Linked DNA regions of Homo sapiens: region 1 is linked to region 2. A link is a contact called in ENCODE Hi-C or POLR2A ChIA-PET data. All regions are on one chromosome and are shown on one strand. Each heading gives the region's core, a stretch centred on a gene start or an enhancer-like site at or near the end of the contact. The rest is flanking DNA. Distances are from core to core; before and after follow the strand shown.

Region 1 (3,932 bases), core at 1-2,500, 96 kb before region 2:
GCAGACGCACACTGCCAGACCAAGGCCCACCCCACCAGCCCCACCTGGCGCCAGCACGCAGGAGGCCCAGTCCTGGGAGGCGTGCCTCCTCCTGCTGCCGGACACTGTCCCACTGCCCCACCCTATGGCGGCCCGGCGGCTCCTTGGCAGGTACCCCTGCAGACACTCTGGTGCCCACGTGCCCTTTAAGTCCAGGCACCCTAAAGGCCCAGACTCCCCAGGGCATGAAGATGGAAGGAGGAGGGAGAACAAGGTCCGGGCCAGCCCCAGAAGCAGCAGGCAAGAGCAAGAGGAGCGGGGGAGTCGGCGGCTGCCAAGAGCCCAGGCCAGGAGGGCGAGGGGCAGCCGCCCTCTGTCCGTCCCCATCTCGTGGCCAGACAGCCCCATACAGCCCACCACAGACCTCCCACACCAGCAGGTCACCCTCAGGCCGGGGCCGCACCAAGCCTGGGCCGTGGGCCGGACACAAGGGAGGGCCCCTCCTCAGCCGGGCCGGCCGGGCGCAGGGCACAGGCATGCAGGCGGCCCGCCCAAACTCTGTCCCTCAGCGGCGCTGCCGCCCCCAGCCCAGGGACACAGACAGGAGGACGCCCTCCTTGCGGAGGCCGGCTCTTACCTTCCTCGCCGTTGTCCGCCCCCGGTCCGGCCTTATAGCAGACTGACAGGGCTATATAACAGACAGACAGCACCCGGCAGCACGGTCAGCACAGGGTGGCGGCCTGCTCCCTGCCCAGGGCCCGGACCGAGGGCTGTGCCGCCAGGGGGCAGGGCAGAACGGGGGCCGCAGGCCTCCCGGTGGGGCGTGAAGACCACCCGGTTGAAGATCATCTGGGCCTCGACGTCCCCCCACTCTGGCTGCCCATCCACCCAGTGCCAAGCCTCTTTGGGAAGAGCCCAGACAAGCCTGGCTGTGGAGGGCCCCTGTCCAGAGGCCACCCCTGCCCCCACTCCACTGGGGCTTCCCAGAACAGGCTGTCCAGATGAGACCGGGGCCGGGCACCGGCCAGCAGCATGGGGATTCCTGCCCTGTGCTAGGAACCCAAGTAGGGTTCTTATAACACCCAAAATGGGGGCGTGCAGTGGTGCTCCCCACCGCCCCTCGCACGCTCAGCACCGGCCGCCAGTGGGCCACTCATCCCGCTCAGCGCCCTGCCGGCTCTCTGAGCCCAAGGTCCCCAGATGGGACCACAGCCAGCCGGGCTGCTCGCTCTCTGCGGCCCCCTTGTGGTGCCTGCAGGAAGTCCTGGCTCCTCTGGGCCCTCCCAGGCGCCAACAGCTAAGACTGAGGCTGGGAGCAGCCATGCTGGGCCTGTTCTGGGCCGGCCCTATCTGGGCCTCAAAAGCCTGGGGTGTCTGGCGGCTGAGCCTCACCTCCTCCCGGTCCATAGAACAGGGCAGGGCCGACCAGGACAGCCCCAGTCCTCTCATCCCAGGCCAACACATCTCACTCGCTCCCACTTCTGGGGACCCACGAGCAAACTGCACCCTGAACTCAGACATCACCAGGGCCCAGAGGCCCACACACCAGCCCCAGACCAGAGGCTGGCTTTTGTTCACGCCCGCCCTATGCCAGGCCCCATCCGAGCACTGACCCAGCCTGGACAGGAGCCCACAGCGGCTCCGAAACTCCCATTTCACCAGCGTCCCGGTCAGCAGAACAGGGCTCTGTGGTGCAGCCTGTCGGAGATGCGGGCGAGGTGGGCCTACAGCTCCTCAGAAGACCCTCAACAGGCAGAAACACCCAGGCAGGAGGTGGGGCTGGCTAGTGTACCCTGCACCCCTCACACTCTGAACCCTCCCTCAGACCCTGGATACACCCCTAAGCGTGAGGCCCAGGCTGTGCCCTCACTCCCACTCTTGGCTGTGGTCTCCAGGGCCCCCACGCCCTCCTCTGAGGAGGGACGTTCCCCTCTCCCTGTCATTCTGTCCTGAGAAAGGCTTCATGCTCACAGCCCTGCCGGGGGGAGGGCTTCTCTGCCACAGGGGCCACAGTGCAGCCTGGCGGGTGTCTACCCTCCACCCTGAGGCCTGCACTGTGGGCTGGACGCCCCAGCAGGGGCTGGGTGGAGGCAGTGACGTGGGAGAGCCAGAGGCCTCCCAGAGTGTCCTCACACCTGTCCCTGGGATCAGCTGGGGGCCTCACCCTGGCTGCCATGAGCTCACAGAGAAGCAGGAGAAACGGAGATTGACACAACCCCGGGGGGTGTGGGCCCTGCAGAATCACCGCAAGGCCCAGCCGCCAGGCAAGAGTGGGGCCGCGCTCTGAGTCCCTGGACCAGCGGCAGACCCATCACCCATGACGCCTGCTCCCTGCAGCTGGGCTCTCAGTTCATAGGAACGCCCTGCAGAGGGGCCGCCACGCAGCTTTCCAGGGAGCACCGTCCAAAGGGGCTGTGCTGTGTACCTGGGGGGGCCAGTGCTCGAGCTGGGACACTGCTCTCCACCCAGTCCTATCAGCCCCAACGAGGCCCTTCTGGAAAACCTGCCCTCTGATACCTCTAATCACGTTATGTCTGGAGTCCCCTTCTGGGGCTCTTCCAGCAAAAGGCCATCCTCTGGGGCGTCTGAGAGCAGAACCTCAGCCAAGGGGGCCACAGTACCCTCAAAAACCACTAAACCACTGATACAGGCTCTCTGGAGCAGGGACACTGTGCCCCCAGGTGCCAGAGGACAGAGACAGGATCCACCCTGGGCCAGCCATAAACATGCCCAACTCAACGGTGGCGCCTGACTCCCCAGGCCACACAGACTGGCAGGGCCACACTGCGGCCGCTCAGCCTGGGCACTGCTTCTCCAGCGGGCCAGCCCGCTCCCCACCACTGCTTCTCCAGCGAGCCAGGCCGCTCCCCACCACTGCTTCTCCAGCGGGCCAGCCCTGCAGAGTCGACATAGGCCAGCCTCCAACACTAAGAACCGCCAGCCGTGCTGCTGACTGGCACCCAGCACCTGCAGGGCCAAGGGCCACACCAAACACCCCTCCAGAATGTGTAGCCTGTGGACCTTCAACATCCCCAGCTCTCCTCCTTGGTGCCTGGAGCCCGCCGAGTGCAGCAGTGGAGTACACAGGCTTTGGGGTCAGAGGTCAAGGATCACCATGCCCCACCTTGAACGCTCCCCTCCTCTGAGCAGAGAGCTAGGAGGTCCAGTTCCTCACAAAGCCAGAGAAAGCCCATGGTCAACTGGCAGCTCCCTTTGGGCCAGCCACAGGCCCCACAGCCCAGTGTCCAGAGTGGACCCAGGCTCGGGGGCCCGGCCCAGCTGCACTGACCCAGGGCAGCTCACGTCCGCATCCACTGGTTGCTGAGGAAAGGTCCCAGCTGTCCGGTGGGCAAGGCAGTGGGGTTAAGGGACACCTTCCTTCCACAAGCGCCTGCCCTGGCCGACTCCCAGCAAAGGCTCAGGAACAAGGCATCGGTGGCAGGATGGTCTGTCCTGTCCCTAAGCCCCTCCCAGAGCAGGGGGAGGTTGCCTGGGCTGACTTCCTGCCCCTCACCCACAGCGCTGGGACGGGGCAGAAGATGCGAGGGTCCTCCCACCCGACCCACCGCAAACCCACAGTCCCTGGACCTCACCCCATTAGGGGTCGTGGGAGGTTACAGGTGGGACCTTGGCCCACCCCAGCGACACGGGTACCCGGGCAGTCACATGCCTCACCTACTGGGAAATGTCACCCTACAGACCACAGCCTCAGCCTGGGCTCAGATCCCACCCCAGGTGATGTGTCAGAGTGGAAGCCAAAAATGCCCCTCATGCCTGCCCCCACCGACACATGAAGGGCCTCAGTGGGGTACCACACTGTGTCTGGTGCAGGTGGGGCCCAGCTCGGCAGGCCCTGTGTCAGTAGCATGTGGAGGGCGTGGGGGTGCCTCTGGCTCCTGGCTCTGAAGTCAACATCCCCCGGCACAGGAGACTCCACCACCTGCGAGCACCTG
Region 2 (3,757 bases), core at 392-2,891:
ACAAAAATTAGCCGGGCTCACTGTCACCTCCACCTCCTGGGTTCAAGCAATCCTCCTGCCTCAGCCTCCCGAAGAGCTGGGATTGCTTGTGAACTCTGAGTTTCCCCTATCTTTTTAAATAGAAGAGCAAAATAGCCTTGACTCAGTAAGTGTTTTTTTGCCCTCGTTATTATATTCTCTCTTTTTTTTGAGATGGAGTCTCACTCTGTCCCCCAGGCTGGAGTGCTATGGCATGATCTCAGCTCACTGCAACCAACCTCCACCTCCCGGGTTCAAGCGATTCTCCTGCCACCTACCTCGGCCTCCCGAAGTGCTGGGATTACAGGCATGAGCCACCACACCCGGCCTTATATTCTCTTTATCATAGATAAGGAATGAAAAACTAGGCTGGGCATGGTGTCCCACGCCTGTAATCCCAGCACTTTGAGAGGCCGAGGCAGGCAGATCATGCAGTCAGGAGTTCGAGACCAGCCTGGCCGACATGGTGAAACCCCGTCTCAACTAAAGATACGAAAAATAGCCGGGCGTGGTGGCACATGCCTGTAATCCCAGCTGCTCGGGAGGCTGAAGCAGGAGAATCGCTTGAACTCGGGAGGTGGAGGTTGCAGTGAGCCAAGACTGCACCAGCCTGGGTGACAAGGAGAGACTCCATCTCAAAAACAAACAAACAAACAAAAAACAAAGAAAAAACAAAGAAAAACTCAACCTAATAAACAAATACAAATCTTCTAATCATTTAAGAATAAACCATAATCAACAGAAGATCTGCAGTAACGCAGGACACTGATGGCAATGATGAGACAAATGCTCTCACCCCAGGGGACAGTGATGAGGGGGCCCATCACCCCAGGGGACAGTGATGAGGGGGGGCCGTCACCCCAGGGGACAGTGATGAGGGGGGGCCATCACCCCAGGGGACAGTGATGAGGGCGCCCGTCTCCCCAGGGGACAGTGACGAGGGGGCCCATCACCCCAGGGGACAGTGATGGGGGGGCCCGTCACCCCAGGGGACAGCGATGGGGGTGCCCGTCTCCCCAGGGGACAGTGATGAGGGGGTGCCCATCACCCCAGGGGACAGTGATTGGGGGGGCCCGTCACCCCAGGGGACAGTGATGGGGGTGCCCGTCTCCCCAGGGGACAGTGATGAGGGGGTGCCCGTCACCCCAGGGGACAGTGATGGGGGGGGCCTGTCACCCCAGGGGACAGTGATGGGGGTGCCCGTCTCCCCAGGGGACAGTGATGGGGGTGCCCGTCTCCCCAGGGGACAGTGATGAGGGGGCCCGTCACCCCAGGGGACAGTGATGAGGGGTGCCCGTCTCCCCAGGGGACACTGATGAGGGGGGCCCATCTCCCCAGGGGACAGTGATGAGGGGGCCCGTCACCCCAGGGGACAGTGATGAGGCGTGCCCGTCTCCCCAGGGGACACTGATGGGGGGGCCCGTCTCCCCAGGGGACAGTGATGGGGGGGCCCGTCTCCCCAGGGAACAGTGATGGGGAGGGCCTGTCTCCCCAGGGTACAGTGATGGGGGTGCCCGTCACCCCAGGGGATAGTGATGGGGGGGCCCGTCACCCCAGGGGACAGGGATGACGGGGCCCGTCGCCCCAGGGGACGGTGATGAGGGGTGCCCGTCTCCCCAGGGGACGGTGATGAGGCGTGCCCGTCTCCCCAGGGGACACTGATGAGGGGGGCCCATCACCCCAGGGGACAGTGATGAGGGGGGCCCGTCTCCCCAGGGGACAGTGATGAGGGGGGCCCGTCTCCCCAGGGGACAGTGATGAGGGTGTCGTCACCACTGGTGAAAGACTCACCTGCAAGGAGAAGGTCAGGGCCAGGTCTGTCTCCACTTGTCCACTGGGGGGCAGCACAATCTCATGGGACCGCAGGATTCGTTTGGAGCCCTGTGATTAAGCAAGACCTGTTCTAGCTCAAAGGACTGCATATCAGCAGGAAACCAGGCAAAGACACCGTGACTCCTGCACTCTAAAACTGGCAGGATTGCAGCCCTGCAGTCTGGGGGTGGTAGGCACAGGCTGGGGTAATTCTCAGAGGTGCCCTGGCATCTTTCCCAAGAACCTTAAAAACATGGAGACCCTTCGGCCCACAGGTTCCACCTCCAGGAATCTGCCCTAAGACATGAGAGAGAAACCAGGAGCGGCTCCTGCTGAAGTTAACGCGATCACAAAACAGATTCCACGGCCAGGTGCAGCAGCACCTGACTGCGCTGCCCAAGTCTGTCTGGCAGAACAAATCTGGAGGCACCAAGCCTCTTCTGGTTTTGGTTTTGAGAGACAGGTCTCGCTGTGTTGCTCAGGCTGGACTTGAGCTCCCGGGCTCAAGCAATCCTCCTGCCTCAGCCTCCTAAGTAGCTCAGCCTTACAGGCATGTGCCTCCATGCTTGGCTTAAAGCATTTTTTTATTTTTTGTTTTTATTTTTTGAGACAGGGTCTCTGTCACCCAGGCTGTGGGGCAGTGGCTCGATCTCAACTCACTACAGCCTTGACCTCCTAGGCTCAGGCAATCCTCCAGCCTCAGCCTCCCTAGCACCTGGGACTACAGGCATGTACCACCACAAAAAAATATACAATAATTTTTGTATTTTGTTAAGAGACAAGGATTAGTCATGTTGCCCAGACTGGTCTCCAACTCCTGAGTTCAAGCAATCCACCCTCCTCGGCCTCCCACAGTGCTGGGATTAGGCATGAGCCACTGCACCTGGCCTAAAGCATTTTCTAAAAAGAAGAATGATCAGGCCTGACTGGTCCTCTCAGAAAGTAAAACATACAGAGATACAATACTTAAAATACGGAGATGCTGTCACAAAAATGAGGGTAGTAGAAGCCTAGATGTAGGTGCAGGAAATGCATGAGCACCTGAAAACACAGTTCATACCCAGTGAGCTTCAGGCCAGCAGGAGACATCACACGCACCTGCTAAATGGATAACGAGTCATTTGCGTGAAAGACAACAGGACCCCAACCGCAAACTTTATATCAAAATAGATTCCTAATGGATTGAACGTGCTTATCGCAGTGCTGTTTTAAATGGGACCATCCCAACAAGGATGAGCTTGGGGACCTCGTGCCCCGAGAAACAAGCAGCCGCTGCGGGGTCCCAGGCACAAGGTTCCCGGAGGCCGGCGCGCGGGACACAGTGGATGAGAGGTGCCAGGTGGCTGGAGGGCGGGCGGGGGTCCAGGACAGACAACGGGAGCCCGGGGCCAGCCCAGGTTCGGGTGGGAGCAGCGGGGCCTCAGGACAGGTGCGGGCGGCCCGCATGGCCGTACTCGGGCTCCATGAGACGTCCATGGCGGACTCTGGTCCTCCCCTTGTGCTGGGGCCTCACGTGCAGCGTGGCAAGAGGCAGCGCGGCTCTCCTCGGCCAGCCCTCCTGTCCCCTCTCCTCTCCCCAGCTGCCCCTGCGTTGTGGTCTGGACTCTCCCTGCTCCTCCCCTTGACCCTTCAGAGATGTTTCCCTGCAAATGTGCTCTGCGTCGGGTCCCTCTTAGCATTCCCCCCTCAGAGGACCTGCAGGGACCCAGCTGTGTCGGGAAAAGGACAGTGTGTGCCACCAGCCAGTGAGGCGAAGGTGCACGCCAGAGAAGGCTGAGGGGCAGGTGGGGCTGCGGGGCCAGGCTGGCTGCTTCCCCCACAGGGGGCCTGGGCGGAGAGGACACCCCAAGAGAAGCAGATGAGGAGCTGGGGTGATCAAGGGAGGCCAAGGGCCACGTGGCTGCTGAGCTGGGGTGGGCAGGGAGGG

Evidence for each region. A loop is a pair of places that touch in the nucleus more often than their neighbours do. ChIA-PET counts read pairs that join two places held with the same protein, here RNA polymerase II (POLR2A). Pooled maps may share reads with other maps.
Region 1: a loop to region 2 is called in a pooled map, with 2.4 times the contacts of the local background. The contact joins two enhancer-like sites. A Hi-C loop is called at or near these places in 3 of 168 maps with a recorded cell type or tissue (colonic mucosa, endothelial cell of hepatic sinusoid and tibial artery) and 4 of 50 pooled maps. POLR2A ChIA-PET finds 5 or more read pairs at or near these places in 2 of 52 experiments (CD4-positive, alpha-beta T cell and WTC11).

The regions. Positions count from the first base shown.
Region 1 is chr14:105,446,094-105,450,025 of GRCh38, reverse strand. MTA1 (metastasis associated 1) reads right to left here. Exons shown (of 21, transcript NM_004689.4): 4 at 617-667. Among named protein-coding and RNA genes, the nearest start is that of CRIP2, 27 kb to the left of the region's middle. RefSeq lists a silencer at 1,001-1,140. Within about 2 kb of position 1,250, at least 5 of the 41 ENCODE cell types and tissues checked have a DNase peak (open chromatin) inside an H3K27ac peak, as active enhancers do.
Region 2 is chr14:105,350,520-105,354,276 of GRCh38, reverse strand. PACS2 (phosphofurin acidic cluster sorting protein 2) reads right to left here. Exons shown (of 25, transcript NM_001100913.3): 3 at 1,810-1,899. Among named protein-coding and RNA genes, the nearest start is that of PACS2, 38 kb to the right of the region's middle. RefSeq lists an enhancer at 1,025-1,554. Within about 2 kb of position 1,641, at least 3 of the 41 ENCODE cell types and tissues checked have a DNase peak (open chromatin) inside an H3K27ac peak, as active enhancers do.